Linked DNA regions of Homo sapiens: all the other regions are linked to region 1. A link is a loop called in an ENCODE intact Hi-C map of the cell type or tissue named here. Cell type or tissue: MCF 10A. All regions are shown on one strand.

The links. Hi-C counts contacts between places; a loop is a spot of excess contacts. Peaks named below come from ENCODE experiments on the same cell type or tissue, not always from the same donor. Only the 100,000 strongest peaks of a DNase experiment are listed, where the experiment ranks them.
Region 2: it touches region 1 in a loop (11-fold over the local background); 2 of 110 quality-filtered maps call a loop at or near these places.
Region 3: a loop joins it to region 1, with 11 times the contacts of the local background. A loop is called at or near these places in 4 of 110 quality-filtered maps.

What each region holds. Positions count from the first base shown.
Region 1 is chr2:31,410,267-31,418,266 of GRCh38, forward strand. XDH (xanthine dehydrogenase) reads right to left here and starts at 4,476. Exons shown (of 36, transcript NM_000379.4): 1 at 4,359-4,476. The coding sequence starts at 4,400. RefSeq lists an enhancer at 6,215-6,264. In MCF 10A, CTCF peaks have their summits at 3,841 (motif pointing right) and 4,041; a DNase peak (open chromatin) is centred at 4,625.
Region 2 is chr2:32,130,870-32,138,869 of GRCh38, forward strand. It overlaps SPAST (spastin), which reads left to right. Exons shown (of 17, transcript NM_014946.4): 10 at 5,694-5,769; 11 at 6,008-6,099; 12 at 6,240-6,319. Among named protein-coding and RNA genes, the nearest start is that of SLC30A6-DT, 31 kb to the right of the region's middle. In MCF 10A, no CTCF peak of the experiment used is centred here; a DNase peak (open chromatin) is centred at 4,682.
Region 3 is chr2:31,833,887-31,841,886 of GRCh38, forward strand. No RefSeq gene overlaps it. Among named protein-coding and RNA genes, the nearest start is that of LINC01946, 34 kb to the left of the region's middle. In MCF 10A, no CTCF peak of the experiment used is centred here; a DNase peak (open chromatin) is centred at 3,595.

The DNA.
Region 1 (8,000 bases):
TAAAAGATGAAAGAAGTTATGGAGGTGGACGGTGATGATGGTTGCCCAATATTATGAATGTATGTAATACCACTGAACTGTACACATAAAAATGATTAAGATGGTAAATTTTATGTATTTTACCACAATAAAAATTATTTAAAAAAAGAATATCAATGGATACTCAAATTAGTGGGTGAAAATTTGATGAACAAGAATTTGTATCATTCCAAATTATCTTCTCACATAGCCTCTATTAATTATAAAGGTAAAGAAAAGTTACCTTACAGTGAAGAAACGTGGTGGATAACACCTTAGCCAAGTCACCAAAGTTCGCATCACAAAAAAGACCCAAAAACTGACGTTAAAAAAACAAACATAATGACAGAATGCAGTGAGAAAAACACATTACTTCTGTGGTATTCCTGCCCCCCAAATGCAGACTCTGAATCTAATTACAAGAAAGCATAATACAATTCAATGTGAGGAACATTCTAAAAAAAAACTGGCCTGTTCTTTTCAGAAACACCAATGTCATGAAAGGAAAGCTGAGGAGCTGTTCTAGATTAGAGGAGACTAAAGACATGGCAACCAACTGCAAGGCGTAATCTTGGATTCCGGGCTGGGGTTGGGGAGTTATAAATGCCAGTATTGGGAAAATTGGAATACATTTGCATAAAGTTTATAGTATTACACCAAAGCTAAGTTTCTTGATTTCTATAAATGGACTACAGTTTTGTAAGAATATATTTATTCTGGCCAGGCGCGGTGGCTCACGCCTGTAATACCAGCACTTTGGGAGGCCGAGGTGGGTGGATCACAGGTCAGGAGTTCAACATCAGCCTGGCCAAGATGGTAGAACCCCAACTCTACTAAAAATACAAAAACTTAGCCAGGCACGGTGGTGGGCGCCTGTAATCCCAGCTACTCAGGAGGCTGAGGCAGACAATTGCTTGAACCCAGGCGGCAAGGTTGCAGTGAGCCGAGATCGCGCCACTGCACTCCAGCCTGGGCGACACAGTGAAACCCTGTCTCAGGAAAAAAAAAAAAAAAAAGAATATATTTATTCTTAGGATAAGAGCTAAAGGAACATGATGTCTGAAACTTACTGTCAAAAGGTTCAGAAATCTATCTTATACTATATATTCATTTATATTAATTATGTACATTAATATATAGAATTATTTACGTACTTATAATACATACATGTGTATCTGTGTGTGTGTCCAGAGTGAGAAAGAGAGAATAATAAAGCAAATGTGGCAAAACATTAACAGTTGGTAAAGTACATAAAGGGTATTTAGTATTTCCTTGTATTCTTCTTGCAGTTTTTCTTTAAATATAAAATAATTGTAAAATACAAAGTTAGAGAAGTAATTTATTTACTACAGGATTTCTCAAAGTTTTAAAAATTCATCCACTTATTCCATCCACACTAGTTGGACACCTACTGTATACCATGCACTGTGCTAAGTGGTTTAAGAATATCCAAGAAGAGCATCTCATGCTGCTAGTTTTCTGTGAAATACATTTCAGAAGGTATTACTTTGTCTAATTATAATCCATCTCTCTAACTAGTATATGGGCTCCAGAATGGCAAATGCCTGATCTTGGAGATCTTATTCCCCCAGTGCATATCCTGTTGTCTGAGGCCTCAGAAGGAGCTTGATAAATGTTGACTATATGGGGAGTGAGCAAGTGAATGATGAGTAAGTGAGTGAGTGAGTGAGTGAGTGAGTGAAAGTCACCGTGACGATCTCTGTAGCTGACACTCACTTCTTGTGGGGATCACTCCTGGACACCTTTGGCTGCACCCAACCTGCCAGATCCTCCCAGATTCTTCCAGGTGCCACAGTCTCAGCTAGACAGAGTGACTACTCAGAAAAGCTAGAATGCTGCCTTGCAAAAAGGCTGTCATTACAATAAAAATAAAATACTGGACAGCTCTTTCCCTTTGACTCTGACTCTAGAACAAAAGAAGATGTGAATGAAAACAATAGTCATCAAGGCTCATCACCACCACAGAAGGCCCTAGAGGTATTCGACTTCTTGCATCGAACACCTTCTGCAGGACCCCATTTAGTGAAGCCAGAGTCCTGGACAGTGGTACAAAACAAGGAGAGGAGTAGGCTCACATTTAAAAACCAAACACTGCATGTTCTCACTCATAGGTAGGAATTGAACAATGAGAACACTTGGACACAGGAAGGGGAACATCACACACCGGGGCCTGTCGTGGGGTGGGGGGAGAGGGGAGGGATAGCATTAGGAGATATACCTAATGTAAATGACGAGTTAATGGGTGCAGCAAACCAACATGGCACATGTGTACATATGTAACAAGCCTGCACGTTGTCCACATGTACCCTAGAACTTAAAGTATAATAATAAAAAAAAAGAGTCACTAAGTTCTTACAGCTTCTTTGGTAACTACTTTGCACAATTCCTGTAACAAAAGGTCTAGAATATCTTCTGAATAAAAATGAGGACAACTTTCTCACAGCTGCCATTGTTTACCCAGGAATTCCCTTGCTTGGTCTTGTTTTTACAGCATTGCTTTCACATAATTACTTTCTGCATTGCCCCTCTACCTTTCTTGCAGTTTCTGAAGATGCTACATCATTATAAATTACAAACATGGATATTCATCACAGAAACTGGCAGTAGTAGAAGCTTCTAGAAATAATAGGATTTGATGTGATGGTACCATCGAAAAATTTAAAATTACTCTCCTAAAGTGAAAGTAAAATGCAAGGGAAAATAATTTTCCCCAAGCCAGATTTACCTTGAAATTCTTCTTTCTAGATTTAGTGCATAACAGCAAGCCATCCCTGAAGAAGAGCAGAAACTTATACTTTTACAGGTTAACCAATGGTTTGGTTTAATAAATAATAAAACCTCAGAGTAAGACATGACCTTGGACGTCATTGAATCTAGCTGTTTACCCAATGTAAAAATTACTAATAAAAATTCCAGAGATGGCTTTGTGTAAGTAGCTCTCCTAGAAAGCCAATTGCACAATGGTTTCCTAGATTTCTACAATGTAATTGCTGAAGGAAAGAAGTTGTTTGAAATGCTGGATGCAAAATCTTACACTTGAAAGCTTTGCCCTACTTCTTGGGTTGGTACCAGGTGCCAACCCTGAAAAGGATGCAGCTCAGAGAGGAAACTCTGAACCCAGAAGAACATGGCTGTCCCCATTCCCCAGCACTTCCCAAAGGCACCACTCAAAGAGAGTCCATCAATCTTTGGAGCACTGACGTTGAAACAGTTCATGAAATTTCTTTTACAGTCACCCAAACACATCCTGGAAATTTAAGACCTAGGAGTCCAGTGAAGCACATTATTGTTCTTGAAAATTATACCAAAAGTCACTCAAAATTACATCAAAAGTTTCTCAACTCAATGCAAAAATGCCAATATAGAAAGACAAATAAAATTGCCCTTCTTTGGGGGACACTTTGGGCACATTCATCACGCACAGTCCACACAGTAAGTTACAATGTGCAACTATGGGACTCTTTTACTATCCTTTTCATTCCTAAGTGGGAAGTTGAACAGGTATGAGCATCTCAGCAGTGTTGTAGGAGGGCAAATGGAGGCTAGTGACCATGTAATATGCTTGCCCCCTCTCTCTCTGCACCACATTAAAATTTGCAAAGATTCTCACTCTTGTCCAAGGGCTGGTACCCATGTCACCTTCCCTAAGTCCCTGTGTACCAATAAGGTAAATTCAAGTAGGTAACAGATTTGCAGCTTACATGTAGAACTCACTGTGTGTGGGTGGGGAGTGGGGGGAATGCAGGAGATGCCCTTTATGAAAAAAAAATTGTGGTTTGCCACAAGGTGTCAGTATATGTCACCTCACAGTGAATCAGGACTGGCTGTTAAACCTATATATATAATATATTAGAATCAAAGGCTGCGTACATCTTATATCCTGATAAAAGCAGGAAAACACATTCCTGTTCCTTCTCTCTGTAAAGAGAGCAACGTAAATTTTAGGATATATTTGATTAAAGACAGAAATAGAAGTGTGGTGATGACCTCAAATCTCACCTAGAACTCAACTCCCCTTTCTCATTCTGTGCCAATCTCCACTACTGCAGAGAGTTGGCAGCTAGCTCACAGATGCCTCTCTGCTTGCCTCTCTCTCCCTCATTCTTTGGCCTCTGAGTATCTTGTCTGTGCTCTAGCCCCGAGAAGGTCTTCTTCCCTAATGTTACCAAAATGCAGCGACACCTTTAAAGCGAGAGAGAGAAAGACAGAACAAGTAAGAGGGGACAGGAAAGACAGAGAACAAGATATGGCTCTGCCAGAGGACACATTTCCCCTCCCAGGGAGAAGGGACACAAAACCAAAGGTCAGCTCCTACTTACCTTTCTGCCATTCACAAAGAAAACCAATTTGTCTGCTGTCATTGTCACAGGTTGGGGTCCCCGAACTCCAGGTACCTCACTCCTAAGAGACACTGGCAGGTAGTTATCACTGCTCTGTGACCTGAAAGTTACGCCTCCCAATAAAATGAAATAAGGTCCACCAATGGGAGGGAACCAGCTCAGAGCTTCAGGGCATGAAGAGTTCTTGGCAAAAGCCACTGGTTTACATAATCAAGGAAGTGCAAACAATCACACACAGCAAATTACAATCTCCACACCTGTGTCAAAGAGCACAGGAAACTACATCCAGATATCAGTAAGGTTGTTGACTTGGCACTAGGCGACTGTGGGTCTTGGGCGCTGCTCTTATGAAACCTGCTTCGTCCTCCCACTTGCTGCAAGACAGAGAAGGGGAAGACAGAGGAGGGAAAGGACTATTCTCAGAGTCACTGCTAATAGAGCTGATTCACACCCTCTGTGTCTACATTTGTCATTTTACCATTCAGGTTTACAGCAACACAGACTGACTGCATGAATGCAAGAGTCATTCTTTCACAGCCTGGTGGAGCAGAGAGGTCACAGGACATGGAGCCCCATGAACCTGACTCAAATCCTGGCATTTGACCTCAGCATGTTACTTACTACCTTCAGAACTCAGTTGCTTTCATCCTGTACAGGATCATAGAATGATATCAAGAATAGAAGAATGAGGGACAAATGACATTTTGGGAGTGCCTTGTAAATTTGCAAAGAACCAAAACATGTATCACTGTTGAAAAGACATCTTCAACATCTCAACAAATAAAATCCTAATAGCAAACTATTTTTGAGATTTGTCTTTTATTTGTTTCTCTCAGGAAAATATCCTTGACAAGTTGTCAGAGTAACTCATAAAAGTATTTCAAAACACCAAATAAATTAAAATGCTCATACCACATAGTCATAGGCTACAGTAACACATAGCTGAAAACCTTTCCCCATCCAATATCCATTAACTCTCAGTGGAAACACAGATGTGCACGTCCACTGGAGCAGCACTAAAGGGCTCTCTGCAGTCCAGCACCCTCCCAACTGCCCCTACCAGTTCTTTAGTTCAACACACACACACACGCAAAAAAAAAAAAAAAAAAAAAAAAAAAAACACACAGAGACCAGCATTCACTCTGGTCTTCTTCTGTCCTGTAATGACCCATACAGTGGCTCAGCCAGCCTTCCTTAAGTAAGACACCTCCCCTACAACCCTAGCAGGCTACCTGAGGGGGAAGAAAGGAGTATTAGGCAGATGTACTTGATATAGCAACAGCTTAGAGAAACTGAAGACTGACAGGACAACCACACAATCAACACAATGCCCCCTCTCACCACAGCCTTAATTTAACCAGGAGATGAAACTTTACTTGTTGGTTGACCAAATATCCCAGTTTGCCCTGGACTATCCTAGTTTTAGCCTTGAATCCCTGACAAATGCCTCAGAGATCCTAGTAAATCCTTCAGTCCAGGGCAAACTGGGATGGTTGGTCACTATAAAACTGGTTGTTGGCTGGGCATGGAGGCTCACACCTATAATCCCAGCACTTTCGGAGGCCAAGGTGGGTGGATCACCTGAGGTCAGGAATTCATGACCAGCCTGGCCAACATGGTAAAACCTCATCTCTACTAAAAATACAGAAATTATCTGGGAGCAGTGGGCCACCTGTAATCCCAGCTACTCTGGAGACTGAGGCAGGAGAATCACTTGAACCTAGGAGGCGGAGGTTGCAGTGAGCTGAAATCATGCCACTGCACTCCAGCCTGGGCGACAGAGTGAGACTCCATCTCAAAAACAAAACCGAAACCAAAACCGGTTGTTAAATCTGAGAGATTCCCTACCCCAGAAGCCACTTGGCAATGTCTGGGGATATATTTTATTGTCACAACTGGGGAGGGATGCTACTGGCATTTAATGGATGGAGGCCAGTAATGCCACTAAACATCCTACAAACCACAAGACAGTCCCACCCCAATAAAATGAACAACAATGAATGTCAATAGAGCCAAGCTGGAGAAATTCTGCCCTGAAAGAAAGAAGGAAGGAGCTGGGGAGAGAGAGAGACTGAGCCTAGGGCATGTTTTGTAATTAGTCAATTCTTCCAAACCCTCACACCTCTTTGATTGAGAGGCTTTTCCTCCATGCACTAATCTACCCAATTTAACAAGCCCTCCCCTTCCTCCTAGGCATTCCCCAGCCAATGCTCCAGGAAAAGCTAAAGGGACGGGCTGAGGAAAGAGCTCAGGCTTTGGAGTTCCATAGGCTGGCTTGAATGTTAGCTCCACCACTTCTGTGTGCCGCCTTTGGCAAAAATCTCTCTCTTGGCATCAGTATTCTCATTTACAAAACGGAGGTGGCCATAATTGCTTGGTAAGGACCAACTCTTAGCTGAATGAAATAAAACATAGATTAAATCTGTTGTCCACAGGAGAAACTAATGTTGGTGTGCTTCTCCCCACTCAGCAAATCTTCAACCCCTCTCTTAACTAGAGGTGAAATTCCTCTCTATTACTATGGAGCATTGAAAGATAAAAGTGAAATAAATTTTCAATAAGGGTTTGTGTTGTCATGCAGAATTTTCAGCTCTGTAATAACTAGTTGAAACCCCAAATACTGACATTTGACAAAAACTTGAATTAGTATGATTACTTATTATTTAGCAAAGTATTTGCCACCATTTTCTTTCTCTGTGACTTTATTTCTTTAATTAACATTAAAATCATACACATTTATCATGTATAATATGATGTTTTTAAATATGTATACATTGTTAAATAGCTCCATTGAGCTGAATAACATACATGTTACCTCACATATTTATCATTTCTTCTGGTGAATACACTTAAATTGTCGTAGAGATTTTCAAAATATACATCGTTATTAAGTTACAGTGACCATGTTGCACAACAGATCTCTTGAATTTATTCCTTCTATCTGACTGAAATTCTGTATTATTTGACAAGCCTAGCTCTATCGCCCAGGCTAGAATGTAGTGGCGTGATCTCAGCTCACTGCAACCTCCAACTCCCTGGTTCAAGTAATTCTCCTGCCTCAGCCCCCCGAGTAGCTGGGATTACAGGCATGTGCCACCCTCATGTTTGGTTCCAAAATTCTCTAGACCAGTTAAATGGGGCCTCTGTCTGTTTATAACAAAGGCATGGAGAGGCTGATGAAATTTTTCCTAGGAAGAAGTACTCTCTTTTTCTCATTTGTCTTGAACAAGTTCACAATCTTTGCTCACAGACCCACCATTGAAGCACTCCCATTTAGCCCCAGGTAATTTTTGTATTTTTAGTAGAGACGGGGTTTCACCATGTTGGCCAGGTTGGTCATGAACTCCTGACCTCAGGTGATCTGCCCACCTTGGCCTCCCAAAGTGCTGGGATTAGACCTATATTTAGGTGTCTCAATGTTGGGTGCATATATATTTACAATTGTCATATTCTCTTGAGAAATTGAGCCCCTTTTCACTATATAATAATTTTTTGCCTCATTGTACAGTTTTTGACTTAAAGTTTATTTTATCTGATATATGTATAGCCAACCTGCTCTTTTTTGGTTTTCATTTTCATGGATATTTTTTCCCATCCCTTCGCTTGCAGTCTATGTGTGTC
Region 2 (8,000 bases), 720 kb after region 1:
GCAGATCTATGTCTTCGGAACAGACATGAGATCAGAATTGTCTAGCTGCTATGAACAGCATGTTCTCTCCCTGTACCTATAGACATGTATGGGAAACTTATTTGTAAGGTTGTATAATGAGCAGTGAGTTAAAGCAAACTTGACATGTTGACCATAGTTGTTATGGCATTGGACTAAAGTAGCCTCCATCACTATGATAGAGATAGCCTTGGTGTTGGACCCATAGTTTTTGAAGTCTGTTTGCTAAGACTCCCTCTTCCTTAGGCAGTTCTTCAAATATTATTATGCTTTTTCCTGTCATGGGATTCCTCTTCATGGAGTTTCCTTTCTCAGGAACACTATCTTCTCCTGGTTAATTTGTACTTATTCTTCAGATACCAGTTGAAATGTTACAACCTTCCCTGACCCTCCAAACTATTCCCCGTTATTATTCTCCTAGCACCACTTGCACCTCATTTTCATACTCACTGGAGTTGCAATTCATATTCATTGATAGGATTATTTTAATTGTATCTGATATCACTGTCACCTCCACTAGAAGATGGTCTCCATGCGGGCAGAGACTATCACCATGTGTTCTTCACTTCAATTTTCAGTAGTTGGCTGTGAGTAGGTATTGAATAAATATTTGTGGAGTAATCATAATGAGGTATAGATATTATTCTCATAGCTCTATTTTATTAATTAGGGAATTACAGAATTCAGTGATCTGCTCAGGATCTCATAACCAGGAAGTGGGAAACTAGGATTTGAGCTCCAGTGAGTGTGGCCTTTCATTAAAAATATTACAGCAACCATTCTCTTTTTTTTTTTTTTTTTTTTTGAGATGGAGTCTTGCTCTGGAGTGCAGTGGCGTGATCTCGGCTCACTGCAGCCTCTGCCTCCCGGGTTCAAGTGATCCCCCTGCCTTAGCCTGCTGAGTAGCTGGGACTACAGGCACCCGCCACGACACTTGGCTAATTTTTGTATTTTAGTAGAGACGGGGTTTCACCATGTTGGCCAGGATGGTCTCGATCTCCTGACCTTGTGATCCGCCCGCATCTACCTCCCAAAGTGCTGGATTATAGGCGTAAGCCACCACACCCGGCCTACAGCAACCATTCTCTTTTATCCATACTTTTTTCAAGAGTACTGTTTCATCTTCATGTTTTCAGAAACAACATAGCATTCATGATCTTAACCCCCAATTCTGATACTGCCTGAATATCTTGAAGTAAGTTTACTTTTAAGAAAGTTGAGGCTAGGTGTGGTGGCTCATGCCTGTAATCCCAGCACTTTGGGAGGCCAAGGCAGGTGGATCACTTGAGCTCAGGAGTTCAAGACCAGGCTGGGCAACATGGCGAAACCCTGTCTCTACCAGAAATACAAAAAATTAGTCGGGCGTGGTGGCGTGTGCCTGTGGTCCCAGCCACTTGGGAGACTGAAGTGGGAGGATTTCTTGAGCTTGGGAGGTGGAGTTTGCTGTGAGCCGAGAGATCATGCCACTGTACTCCAGCCTGGGTGGCAGAGTGAGATCCCATCTCAAAAAAAGAAAAGAAAAAGAAAATTGAAATGTCTAGTCTATCATTTTGTCAGTTCTATCTAATACAATTTTTTCCTTATGTCTAACTGAAATCTGCTTTTTCTAATTTTTACATACTTGATTTAACAAAACTCAATCTTTTTTTTTTTTTATGAGACAGCCTTTCAAATATATAGGAACTTAATGTTATATCTGCTTCCCTCCAGTCCCCAGAATAGTTACTATTTTAGTTGTCTTTCTATGGTCTCATGCCAGTTTGTCAGTATGCCTAGATAAGAACTGAATATTTTACCTCAGATGTGACCTGACTTTGAAGACTTAAAAAGGAAGCATTGTGCCAGGCGCAGTGGCTCACACCTGTGATCCCAGCACTTTGGGAGGCCGAGGTGGGCAGGTCAGGAGTTTGAGACCAGCCTGATTAACATGGAGAAACCCCATGTTTCTCTACTAAATACAAATCTCTACTAAATACTAAATACTAAATCTCTACTAAAAATACAAAAGATGAGCTGGGCATTGTGGCACATGCCTGTAATCCCAGCTACTCGGGAGGCTGAGGCAGGAGAATCACTTGAGCCCAGGAGGCGGAGGTTGCGGTGAGCCGAGATTGCGCCATTCCACTCCAGCCTGGGCAACAAAAGTGAAACTCCATCTCAAAAAAAAAAAGCAGCAGCATTGTGTAATATTATGTAGATGTTGTGTCTCATGATCTATCCTGAGAAAGCTTTTGGGAGGAACTGCATCATAGTCATGGACAACATTTGTGTTATTAAAATATCTAGATTATTTTCCACAAAAAATCAGTTACATATGTATCTTAACATGTTGTATTATTGTTTAACCTTGTTTATTGAATAACTAACATGTAGAAAAGTATTTATAGCATAAGTATACAGCTGTATACAGCTCAGTGGATTACCACAAAGCGAATATACTTTCATAATCACCACCCAGGTCAAGAAATAAATTGTTACCTGTGGCCCTAAAATCCCTCCAGGCACTCCACCATCTTTATCCACTCACTCCTCTCCCTCAAAACCACTAGACTACTAACATCATAGACAAAGCTAGCATGCCTTTGAACTTTATATAAATCTAATGATGTAGGATTTTGTGTGTATGTGTATTTGGCTTCTTTCATCAGCATTGTATTTGTGAGATTTATCCAGATTGTTGCAAGTAGTTGTAGTTGTGCTTTTTTACACAGATTTAATTTTTATATTTTTCTTATATGTTCGAACAGTTAACCTGCTTATCTATTATTAAAAAAAAAAAAACGAACATTCACATAGTTCTTACCAGTTTACAGTGTTTTTTCCACACCGTCTTCAAAATGTAAAGTTTGGTCTTCAATACATCAGTATGCTGCTAGATTTAAATACTAGGGAAAAAAAAATCAGAGAAGTTAATAATATTAACTGTCACCTCCACTAGAAGATGGTCTCCATGTGGACAGTAATATTTCTCTTGTATTATCTGTGCTAAGTAAAATCTTCTGTAAGTTTCTTTAAATATTTTAATAAATCATAGTACTTAAAATGTTCTCAATATTCTAAAGTAGTTAAAAGTAACTATAAAATAGTACCTGTTTTTCTGATCACATTTTACTTCCTATGTGAAATTTTACAAGTCGTTACTCTATTTATTTATTGATTTATTTTTTAAGACAGGGTCTGTTCTGTCGCCCAGGCTGGAGTACAGTGGCGTGATCATGGCTCACTGCAGCCTCAGCCTCCTGGGCTCAAGTGATCCTCCCACCTTAGCATCCCAAGTAGCTGGGACTATAGGCACATGCCACCATGCCCAGCTAATTTTAAAAAATTCTGGGGGGCCGAATGCGGTGGCTCACACCTGTAATCCCAGCACTTTGGGAGGCCGAGGCAGGCGAATCACAAGGTCAGGAGTTCGAGACCAGCCTGGCTAACATGGTGAAACCCTGTCTCTACTAAAAATACAAAAAATTAGCGGGGTGTGGTGGCAGGCGCCTGTAATCCCACTTACTCAGGAGGCTGAGGCAGGAGAGTTGCTTGAACCTGGGAGGCAGAGATTGCAGTGAGCCGAGACTCCATCTCAAAAAAAAAAAATTTTTTTTTGTAGTGACAAGGTGTCACTGTGTTGCCAGGGCTGGTCTCAAACTTCTGGGCTCAAGTGATCCTCCCATTTCGGCCTCCCAAAGTGCTAGGATCACAGGCATGAGTCACTGTGCCTGGTCTTCAAGTTGTTATTAAAGCATGTTTACCCACATTATGCACATGGTATAATGGAAAGTATTGTTGTGGAAGTTAGGAGATAGGGATTCTAGCCTAGCTTTTTATTTTTTTGGGACAAGGTCTCACTTTTTCGCCCCAGGCCGAAGTGCAGTTGTGCGATCTCGGCTCACTGCAACCTCCAACTCTCAGGTTCAAGCAATTCTCCCACGTCAGCCTCCCGAGTAGCTGGGATTACAGGCATGCGCCACCACGCCCGGCTAATTTTTGTAGTTTTAGTAGACACAGGGTTTCACCATGTTGGCCAGGCTGGTCTTGAACTCCCGACCTCAGGTGATCCACCCACCTTGGCCTCCCAAAGTGCTGGGATTACAGGCATGAGCCACCGCACCCGGCCTCTAGCGTAACTTTTACATCCTGAACTGACCTTAAGAAAGTATAACTTTAGGCCTGTTTCATCTGTAAAATGTTAATGTCATAGGAGATGATCTTTTGAGATTTCTTTCAGCTCTGATAATTTTGTGTGTGTGTGTGTGTGTGTGTGTGTGTGAGATGGAGTCTTGCTCTGTCGCCCGGGCTGGAGTGCAGTGGTACCATCTCGGCTCACTGCAAGCTCCACCTCCTGGGTTCACGCCATTCTCCTGCCTCAGCCTCCCGAGTAGCTGGGACTACAGGCGCCTGCCACCACGCCTGGCTAATTTTTTGTATTTTTAGTAGAGACGAGGTTTCACCGTGTTAGCCAGGATGGTCTCGATCTCCTGACCTCGTGATCCGCCCGCCTCAGCCTCCCAAAGTGCTGGGATTACAGGTCTGAGCCGCCGCGCCCGGCCTAGAATATTTGTTTCGATTATTCTAAATCTGGTGACATTTCTTTTGTTTTTAAGTTAAATCTTCAGTAAAAAGAATAAATGCCACCTAGAGGACAGAAAAATTTTTACAGTAGATTATCACAGACCTCATGACTCATTACTTTGGTGTATAAAATGGCCTTTGTATGGTGTCAGCACCTGGGAATGTCTCAAGGGGTGTTCATTGACCTTCTGGACTATCTGGAAATATTTTGATATTTATTGGCTGGGCGCGGTGGCTCATGCCTGTAATTCCAGCACCTCGGGAGGCCAAGTTAGGTGGATCACTTGAGGTCAGGAGTTTGAGATCAGCCTGGCCAACTAAGTTAGTTGACTATTTGTGAAATTTCCCTCTCCAAATAGGAAAGATAGGATTGGAAACATTATTCAGAAGGAAGAAGTTTTAAAGAAGGGCAGGCTTAAAGACTATCTAATGAATTTACCAATATGGTAAAACCCCATCTTTACTAAAAATACAAAAATTAGCCAGGCGTGGTGGTGGGCGCCTGTAATCCCAGCTACCTGGGATGTTGAGGGATGAGAATCACTTGAACCCAGGAGGCAAAAGTCACAGTGAGCCGAGATTGCACCACTGCACTCCAGACTGGGCTATAGAGCAAAACTCTGTCTCAAAAAAAAAAAGGAAAAAAAAAAAAGAAATTTTGATATTTATGTGAGAATGACTTTTCACGGTGTTCTTAATAGCGCAAGTTTTGTTTAGGAGAGCACATTCCAACTTACTTGCTTCTATAAATATACCGTGTAATCTAGGGCTTAAAGAATATGTACAATGTCTTTTTCTCTCCCCTAGTCTTCCCCTTTTCTCACTAGTTATATCCTTGACTGAAGAGCTATTTCATTCTCAAGTCTTAGGAATGCAGGGTGAAGCAAAACAGATGAATTTTTAAAGCACTTAACCAGGCTGTATGAAATCACAGTCTGTTGTCTAAAATTGTAAGGGACGGTTAGTAGTACTCTCCCCTTTCTCAAACCAAATCTTTGGTTGTTTTAAGGAAGGGAAATTAAATTCCTGTGTGCTAGATTTTCAACATAAAATTTAAAAAACTGGAATAATGTTGCATTTTATGTGTATAACAGTATAATGCTTTGTTTTAGGTGGGAGAAGGAGAGAAATTGGTGAGGGCTCTTTTTGCTGTGGCTCGAGAACTTCAACCTTCTATAATTTTTATAGGTAAGAACATATTTTCCAACTAAGTTATTGACTATTTGTGAAATTTCCCTCTCCAAATAGGAAAGATACGATTGGAAACATTATTCAGAAGGAAGAAGTTTTAAAGAAGGGCAAGCTTAAAGACTATCTAATGAATTTAGTAGGACCCACTATATTAATAAGTAGTAAACTAGATTAATCTCAGATGACTCACATAGCTTGGTCTTTAATTAAAGTCTTATACTTGTATTTCCTCTAGATGAAGTTGATAGCCTTTTGTGTGAAAGAAGAGAAGGGGAGCACGATGCTAGTAGACGCCTAAAAACTGAATTTCTAATAGAATTTGATGGTGTAAGTGTTGATTATGATATTTTTAATGTGGCAGCATTTTAGTATATTTTCCTATTAAATGGCCAAGGTTAAAAATACAAATATCTTTATATTTGTTATTACTTTTCTAAATGAATTGAAAAAAGATTTTTTGCTTGTAGGTACAGTCTGCTGGAGATGACAGAGTACTTGTAATGGGTGCAACTAATAGGCCACAAGAGCTTGATGAGGCTGTTCTCAGGTAGGGAGATTTATATGGAAATACATGCATTTATTACAGACAATATTTACTCATGTGTCCATCTTACATATTATTTCCTTACTCTCAGTTTTAAGACTAAATTCACTATTTTCTTCCAGTACTATCTCTAGCCTCTTGTTACCAACTACATAAGGATTTTGAGGTCAACAGCTTGATATCAGGAGAATTAGTCTAGTAAAGGTTTAGTTACGGTTTTAGGCAAATTGGTCAGTTCTTCTGGGTTGCATTAAATTATCTTTAAACTTGAAAATTGATTCTTACCGTCTTTTATTGGGCTTCATGAGAAAATAATCAAATCAGGGTTCATGGAAAATGTGTTTTCTGTTCTTGTGTGTTTGAGCAGTTTATTCCCTTCATACTGGAAGGACGGTTTGGGTCAGCATAAAATTCTTGGGCATCCTTTCCCAAGGAATTTACAATATTGCTCCATTGTTTCTAGATTGGCTGTAGTAGTGTAAAAGTCTGAATCCAAATTGATTTTTTCAAATTTGTAAAATAACTTGATTTTTTTCTCTCTTTACTGGATGGGTTACGTGGGTATATTGCACCCAGGTAGTGAGCATAGGGTGCAGTAGGTAGTTTTTCAACCCACACCTCACTGCTTTCTTCCCCCATGTAGTAGTCCGCAGTGTGTATTGTTCCCATGTTTATGTCCATGTGTACTCAATTTTTAGCTCCCCACTTATGAGAACATGAGCTATTTGGTTTACTGTTCCCACATTAATTGGCGTAGTATTAAGGCCTCCACCTCCATCCATGTTGCTGCAAAGGACATTATTTCATTCTTTTTTATGGCTGCGTAGTACATAGTATTCCATGGTGTGTACGTACCACATTTTCTTTATCCAGTCCACCATTGATGGACACTTAGATTGATTCTATGTCTGCTGTCATGAATAGTACAGCAATAAACATGAAATGCATGTCTTTTTGGTATAATGATCTATTTTCCTTTGGGTATATACCCAGTAATGGGATTTCAGGGTCAAAGGTAGATTTGTTTTATGTTTTTTGAGAAATCTTCAAACTGCTTTCTACAATGACTGAACTTTACATTCCTACCAGCAGTACATACGCTCCACAACCTCACCAACATCTGTTATTTTTTTACTTTTTCCCGCCAATCTGTAGACAATATGGGATTTTTTTTGCCATTTTATTAATAGCCATTCTGACTGGTGTGAGATATCTCATTGTGATTTTGATTTGCATTTTTCTGATGGTTAGTGATGATGAGCATTTTTTCATGTTTGTTGTCCCCTCGTATGTCTTTTGAGAAGTGTCTATTCATTTCCTTTTTACCCATTTTTTAATAGGGTTGTGTGTTTTTAGCTTGTTCAATTGTTTGAATTCCTTATAGATTCTGGATATCAGACCATTGTTAGATGCAGTTCTGTAGATTGTCTGTTTACTCTGTTGATGGTTCTTTTTGCTGTGCAGAAGCTCTTTAGTTTAATTAGGTCCCACTTGTCAATTTTTATTTTTGTTGCAATTGTGTTTGGGGACTTAGCCAAAATTTCTTTCTGAGGCTGATGTCAAGAAGTGTATTTCCTAGTTTTCTTCTAGCATTTTTATACTTTGAGATCTTACATTTAAATCTTTAATCCACCTTGAGTTAATTTTTGTATATGGTGAAAAGTAAGGGTCCAGTTTCATTTTT
Region 3 (8,000 bases), 420 kb after region 1:
TGCCCTTAGTCACTTCATACACTGTCTCTCATGTTTTGCATATGGACTAATATGTTTATGTATATACATGTGTGTGTATTGATGCATAAAATACTTTACTTTGTGTGGTGCACTCTATTTTCTATTTTATTGCACTTTTCAAAATTTACTGCAAACCACTAATTTTATATATAACCCATATTTTTAAAACACTTGAAAAACACTGCTATACTAACCAGGATAGATTTCCTTTTTAGATTTTCTTTTTAGAAAAGAAGGATGCAAAGTTTAAAGACAGCTATAAATTGGTTATTAACTAAAAGGAAGAAAGCTCCAAGTTTCTGTCTCATAGGAAGACAGTTGTCTATCACTTCAGAGAAAAGATGGAGAAATTATTCTTGTATAGTATTAGTAATATCTCTGCAACTCAGACATGGAAAAACCATTCTCTAAACCTCAAGTTCACCATAATAGTGCAGCTATCACATTTATTATTCATTTGAAGTTATTTTTGAAGTTTTTTTTTTTATTATACTTTAAGTTCTAAGATACATGTGCAAAACGTGCAGGTTTGTTACATAGGTATACATGTGCCATGGTGGTTTGTGGCACCCATCAACCCATCATCTACATTAGGTATTTCTCCTAATGCTATCCCTCCCCTTGTCCCCCATGCCCTGACAGACCCCCGTGTGTGATGTTTCCCTCCCTGTGTCCATGTGTTCTCATTGTTCAAGTCCCACTTGTGAGTAAGAACATGTGGTGTTTGGTTTTCTGTTCTTGTTTTAGTTTGCTGAGAATGATGGTTTCCACCTTCATCCATGTCCCTGCAAAGGACATGAACTCATTCTTCTTTATGGCGGTGTAGTATTCCATGGTGTATAAGTGCCACATTTTCTTTATCCAGTCTATCATTGATGGGCATTTGGGTTGGTTCCAAGTCTTTGCTATTGTGGATAGTGCTCCAATAAACATATATGGGCATGTGTCTTTATAGTAGCATGATATATAGTCCTTCGGATATATACCCAGTAATGGGATTGCTGGGTCAAATGCTATTTCTAGTTCTAGATCCTTGAGGAATCTCCACACTGTCTTCCACAATGGTTGAACTAATTTACACTCCCACCAACAGTGTAAAAGCGTTCCTATTTCTCCACATCCTCTCCAGCATCTGTTAGTTTCCTGAGTTTTTAATGATCGCCGTTCTAACTGGCATGAGATGGTATCTCATTGTGGTTTTCATTTGCATTTCTCTAATGACCAGTGATGATGAGCTTTTTTTCATGTTTGTGGGCAACATAAATGTCTTCTTTTGAAAAGTGTCTGTTCATATCCTTCACCCACTTTTTGATGGAGTTGTTTTCTTCTTGTAAATTTGTTTAAGCTCCTTGTAGATACCGGATATTAGCCCTTTGTCAGATGGGTAGATTGCAAACTTTATTATGTAAATTTTATAATCTACATGATAGAATTTATATCAGTCTGATTTAGCCCATGATTACACTATAAACTCACTGAATAGATTCTACTGGTATAGACATCTTTTTATGTTATGGTGTCTACATCATCATTTATATCTACTACTGCCACTAACATTAGCAATAATAGTTATTATAGTTATTATAGTAGTTATATTATACAATTATATTATAATAGTTATTATTATACACATGTATGTATATCTATCTCTACATGTATGAAGGTAAGTCTTAGTTGCCTATAAAGGTCTGGTTTTGTCCTTGCCCAAGAGATTTTCATAAGTGCAACCCAAAAATAGACCATGCAAGTTAACACTATCTTTCTGATACTCTCAGTAGGCATTTATAGAGCTGCGTCTAAAGGTTGAATATCCTTTATCTGAAATGTTTGGGACCAGACATGTTTCAAATTTTGAATTTCTTTCAGATTATGGAATATTTGCATAGACATAATGAGATATCCTGGGGATGGGATCCAAGACTAAACATAAAATTCATTCATGTTTTATATATACCTAATACATATAACCTGAAGGTAATTTTATATAATATTCTTAATAATTTTGTGCATGAAACAAAGTTTAGACTGCTTTTTGACTGTGACCTGTCACATGAGGTCTGGTGTGGAATTTCCTACTTGTGGTGTCACGTCTTTGCTCAAACACTTTTCAGATTTTGGAGCATTTCAATTTTTGGATTAAGGATTGTCAACTTTACTATTGCTTATGTCACTGAAGTAAAACTTTAAAATTGTTAAAACTCCCCTTTCAATTTCTTGAGTCGGCCTGCAATCAAACCTTTGTAATTAAACCCTCAAAGAACCTGTTGAAATTATTCCAGACTAGTTATTCTAAACCAGTTTTTACTCTCCTTTTCAAATGTCTAGTACATAATGGATTCTCAATGAATGTGATAGAGATATAACAGTTTAGTTCACATGCAAAATCATGAGAAAACCTATGAAAAACTTAAGGTCTATACCCAAAGAATGCTATATCAAGTATTATCCCACTCACACCAAATATTCAGCTATTAAATGATTGATAGTCTGTGTTAAGGAAGTTTAGAGGCTTTTTTTCATATTCACTCTAAGATTATCACTGTATACTATGAAATACATAGGATTGGCTGGGCACAGTGGTTCACGCCTGTAATCTCAGCACTTTGGGAGGTCAAGGCGGGTGGATCACTTGAGGCCAGGAGTTCAAGACTAGCCTGGCCAACATGATGAAACCCTGTCTCTACTAAAAAAAAAAATAGAAAAATTAGCTGGGCATGGTGGCATACAACTGTAATCCTAGCTACTTGGGAGGCTGTGACACGAGAATTCCTTGAATCTGGGAGGCAGAGGTTACAGTGAGCCAAGATCGCACCACTACACTCCATCCTAGGCTATAGAGACTCTGTCTCAAAAAAAAAAAAAAAAAAAAAAAAAGAAAGAAAAAAGAAATACATAGGATTGTGTTACTACACTGTGGATTAATCCCATTTTGGGATTGGGTCATAACCAGTATTTAAACAAGCTCAATCAGTTCATTCTAAGTTTCATTTAAGAGCAAATTATCTTTTCAAAAAATTGAGGCTTCAGAGCAACTCAAGAATTCTGGGAAAAATCTTCCTCTCTCTACCTGTGTTGTTTGCCAACTGTACAGAATAATAATATTTTACATTTTAGTAAGCCGCTTTTCAAAATACACATTTTTCAGAAGTCATTCTGATGACCGTATGGAGTAGGTAAAACAAATATTATCATCATCTACACAGCTAATAAGTAGTAAAGACAGGATTCAAACACAATTCTTCCTAGAAAATGACTCCAAGACTTAGATTATAGATATGAGAAAAATGCTGGCATCCTAGACAAAGGTGAGATTAGTCTTAATTTCCATGCTGAGTCTATGGAGATGGCTGTAGACCAGTGGGGTAGGCAGCTCTTATTTTTAATAGATTGCGAGCTTTAAAAGATCATCAGTGTATGCTGTCCTAAGCCAGCACATTGTTATATCCTTTTGCAGTTTTAGAATTCTGACTTTCCCAGATCTGCTTAAGTATCTTTCTATTCTAAGCCAGTTCAACTTGGACACCTTCTAAATAAAATCAGAGTAGGCATTTTGTGCACTTCACGATTTGAAGCACAACGCTGACACCTAGTGTATTCACTGATTTTCTTTTCCTTTCCTCCCTCCCCCTTTTTTTTTTTTTTTTTTTTTTTTTTTTTTTTTTTGAGACAGAGTTTCACTTTTGTTGCCCAGGCTGGAGTGCAATGGTGCAATCTTGGCTCATCGCAACCTCCACCTCCCGGGTTCAAGCAATTCTCCTGCCTCAGCCTCCTGAGTAGCTGGGATTACAGGCATGCGCCACCACGCCCAGCTAACTTTGTATTTTTGGTAGAGATGAGGTTTTTCCATGTTGGTCAGGCCAGTCTTGAACTCCTGACCTCAGGTGATCCACCCACCTCGGCCTCCCAAAAAGTCGGTATTACAGGCATGAGCCACCACACCCAGCCCCCTTTTTCTTTAAAGAATGGCTATTATAGTTTAATAATAGTAAAAATTTATTGAAAACTTAACAGGTTAGCATGTTAAGTATCATGCTAAGCACTTTAAATGTATCATCTCATTTACCTTCTTCAACTATGAACAATGTTTTATCATCATCTCTACTTCACAAACAAGGGAAAAGAAGCTTAAAAAGTTAAGTCAAATTTTATTACTGCAAAAGATGGAATTCAAATCCAGATCAGCTTGACTCTGGAGCCGAAGCTCTGAATCACTATTTGTAAAGGAATCAAGTAGGACTGTGTTATGAAATAGGTTAGTTTATTTCTATTCACTTGGAGGACATTTGCACACACTTCCTTCAAGACTGAAGGTAAGCATTCAGGTAGAAAAGATGACAAATCTGCCCAGGTGCAGTGGCTCACGCCTGTAATCCCAGCACTTTGGGAGGCCAAGGCAGGTGGATCATTTGAGGTCAGGAGTTCAAGACCAGCCTGGCCAACATGGTGAAATGCCATCTGTACTAAAAATACAAAAATTAGCCGGGTGTAGCTGTGGACGCCTGTAATCCCAGCTACTCAGGAGGCTGAGGCAGGAGACTCACTTAAACCCAGGAGGTGGAGATTGCGGTGAGCCAAGATCATGCCACTGCACTCCAGCCTGGACGACAGGTAAGACTCTGTCCAGAAAAAAAAAACAAAGAAAAAACCAAAGAAAGAAAACCTAACAAATCTCATGTCTGCAGCTTTAAACCATGTGTCCTCTTGATTTTGTCTCTTTCTACGGCAGGATGTTAGCCCTAGAGTTATCCAATCCAAGTCCTTTACCCTCTCATTCTCCCTTTGAAGGCAGAGAGCAATCTCACTGAGTCTTCCAGGTCTGTTCCGGTAACGTCTTGGTATTTTAAAAAGAACTGTTATCCTGTGAGCAATATATATTATAGTGTAGTTCTTCATGTGGTGAGCCTACCTTTCCTCAAATTATCTATTAGCGCTTCTAGACTAAATGCTCCAAGAAAGCACAGCTTGTGCTTTTTTTTTTTTTTTTTTTTTTTTTTTTTGAGACAGAGTCTTGCTCTGTCGCCCAGGCTGGAGTGCAGTGGCGCGATCTCAGCTCACTGCAAGCTCCGCCTCCCGGGTTCACACCGTTCTCCTGCCTCAGCCTCCCAAGTAGCTGGGACTACAGGCACCTGCCACCACGCCTGGCTATTTTTTTTTTTTTTGTATTTTTAGTAAACAGGGTTTCACTGCGTTAGCCAGGATGGTCTTGATCTCCTGACCTCGTGATCCATCCGCCTCGGCCTCCCACAGTGCTGGGATTACAGGCGTGAGCCACTGTGCCTGGCCGCCTTTCCCATTTTTGAAGACAAAACGCATGGCATATAGTGGGTACTCAATAATGTGTTAAATACACTAATTAAAGACTGAGAGTCTGTATTAGTTTTCTAAAGTTATTTTCTTTGCATCTTTTACTTAGAATATAAGTGTGAGTTCAGTTGCTTAATGCCTAGTGCCAAGACAACTATGGTTGTTGAGTTCACTCCCCAAGTGGGCTTCTCAGATTCTCTGTGTGAAAAAAAAAAAAAAAAAAATGATCCCCTGATAGTATCTCCACTGTCTCCATCAAAGGGTTTTGTTTGTTTTTTTCTTTGAGACACCACCTCTGTCATCCAGGCTGGAGTGCAGTGGTATGATCTGGGCTCACTGCAACCTCCACCTCCTAGGCTCAAGCAATCCTCCCACCTCAGCCTCCTGAGTAGCTAGGACCACAGGCACGCGCCACCACGTCCAGATAATTTTTGTATTTTTAGTAGAGATGGGGTTTTGCCATGTTGGCCAGGCTGGTCTTGAACTCCTGAGCTCAAGCGATCCACCCGCCTCAGCTTCCCAAAGTGCTGGGACTGCAGGTGTGAGCCACCATGCCCGGCCCCAAGGGCTCTTTTAAGAGAGACATTTCCCTTTATTCTTCTTCTACGCCCTCACGGTGCCACTGTTTTATAATCTGATGTTAAAATCTATCAACTGCAGTGGGAATAAAACAGTTAAGATAGAAATAATACATAAAAGAGGTAACAAATGCAGTTCATGCTTTTTAGTTCACTTGACAAAGCATGACTCAGCTGCTTTGAGGGATTCCTATTTAATTTTCTTGGGTCAGCTTGTAATTAAACCTTAAAAGAACCTGTCAAGGCCAAGCACAGTGGCTCATGCCTGTAATCCCAGCATTTTGGGAGGCCGGGGCAGACGGATCACTTGAGGTCAGGAGTTCCAGATCAGCCTGGCCAACACGGTGAAACCCCGTCTCTTCTAAAAATACAAAAATTAGCCAGGTGTGGTGGTGCACGCCTGTAATCCCAGGCATGAGAATCACTTGAACCCCAGTAGTGGAGGTTGCAGTGAGTCAAGATCTCACCACTGCACTCCAGGCTAGGTGACACAGCAAGGCTCAGTCTCAAAAAAAAAAAAAAAAAAAAAAAGAACTTGTCAAAACTATTCTAGACTAGTTTTTTTTTTTTTTTTTTGAGATAGAGTCTTGCTCTGTCGCCCAGGCTGGAGTGCAGTGGCACAATCTCAGCTCACTGCAACCTCTGCCTCCTGGGTTCAAATGATTCTCCTGCCTCAGCCTCCCGAGTAGCTGGCACTACAGGTGCCCGCCACCATGCCTGGCTAATTTTTTATACTTTTAGTAGAGACGGGATTTCACCATGTTAGCCAGGATGGTCTCAATGTCCTGATCTCATGATCTGCCTGCCTCGGCCTCCCAAAGCGTTGGGATTACAGGTGTGAGCCACCGCACCCGGCTGACTAGTTCTTCTAGACTAGTTTTTACTCCCCATTTCCACTGGGTAGTATATATTGGATTCTCAATGAATGTGAACTTAATATTACAGAAAACAAAAGCTAACATTGATCAAATATTTGCCATAAGCAACTTCTTAGCTTAGCACAGCAGACACAACTCATTTCACAATACAAAAATAAAACTGTTATTATTGTTTCAATTTTACAGATTATGAGACAGACTTGGAGAAATTAGGTAACTCCTCCAAGTTAGGCTCCAGGTTAATATCTGACTCTACAACCAACACTCTTCACAACTATGAATCCCAAGTCCAAAAATAAACTTTTACCCCTTTTGGTTGAGAGAAGCCAAGAGTCACGGCTGGACTACAGTTTGAAACTGTTCTCAAGACCCACTTGAAACTGGATTCAGGTAGTGTTGCCCTTTCAGCCTCAAAAATCTCTCTTCTCTATGCTAGATGCAGGGCGTCCTACAGTCCCTCTCCTGGGAATCTCTGTAATAAATTAATTCAAACGAAAATGTATGTGGTTAATGCTGTGTTTGCTTGATTTATGGACCTTTCATATGAAGTAGGAAGATATTTAGAGTTGATTTAATACTGGATTATTTCTACAAAAGTTTGACAAGTCCATATTTAGAAATATGATCTCCTTTTACAGAAAATCAGGTATCACGGACGTACAGTCTGTTCCAAGGAAGTAAACTCCTTTGTCTGAAAACTGCCCATACTAAAGATATTTAATATCTGATGAGGTATTATAACATTAATTTCATCACACTCCCAACTGTACATTTTATAATCACTTCAGTAGTTCTCAAGCTTCCTATAAACAGGAAGCTTACAAAGAGCTGGGATTCCCAGGCCATACTCAGAGAATTCTGATGCAATGGCTATGGTATTGGGCCTAGGAACCTACTGTTTAGTAAGCACCCTAGGTAATTCTGAACCACATTTTGAAAAATCGTATTTGAAATAAAAAATTCAAGTACATATTTTTAAAATATTCCACATTAATAACTCAAATAATATGGTCAAGAAGATGTAAATATTTAGGAAAACTAAGTGCATCATTGCCCTCTGGAACAGAGGCTGCTGTTTGTCACCTTTTTAAGTCTTTTGAAAGACTAGTCCATTTTTTTATCAAGCCATACAGCCAAGTTTGTATGCTCCCCAAGGCCTGGCGGAAACATTGGCCTAATTACGAATAAGTGACAAAAAATTAGAACAAAGATATTTTAA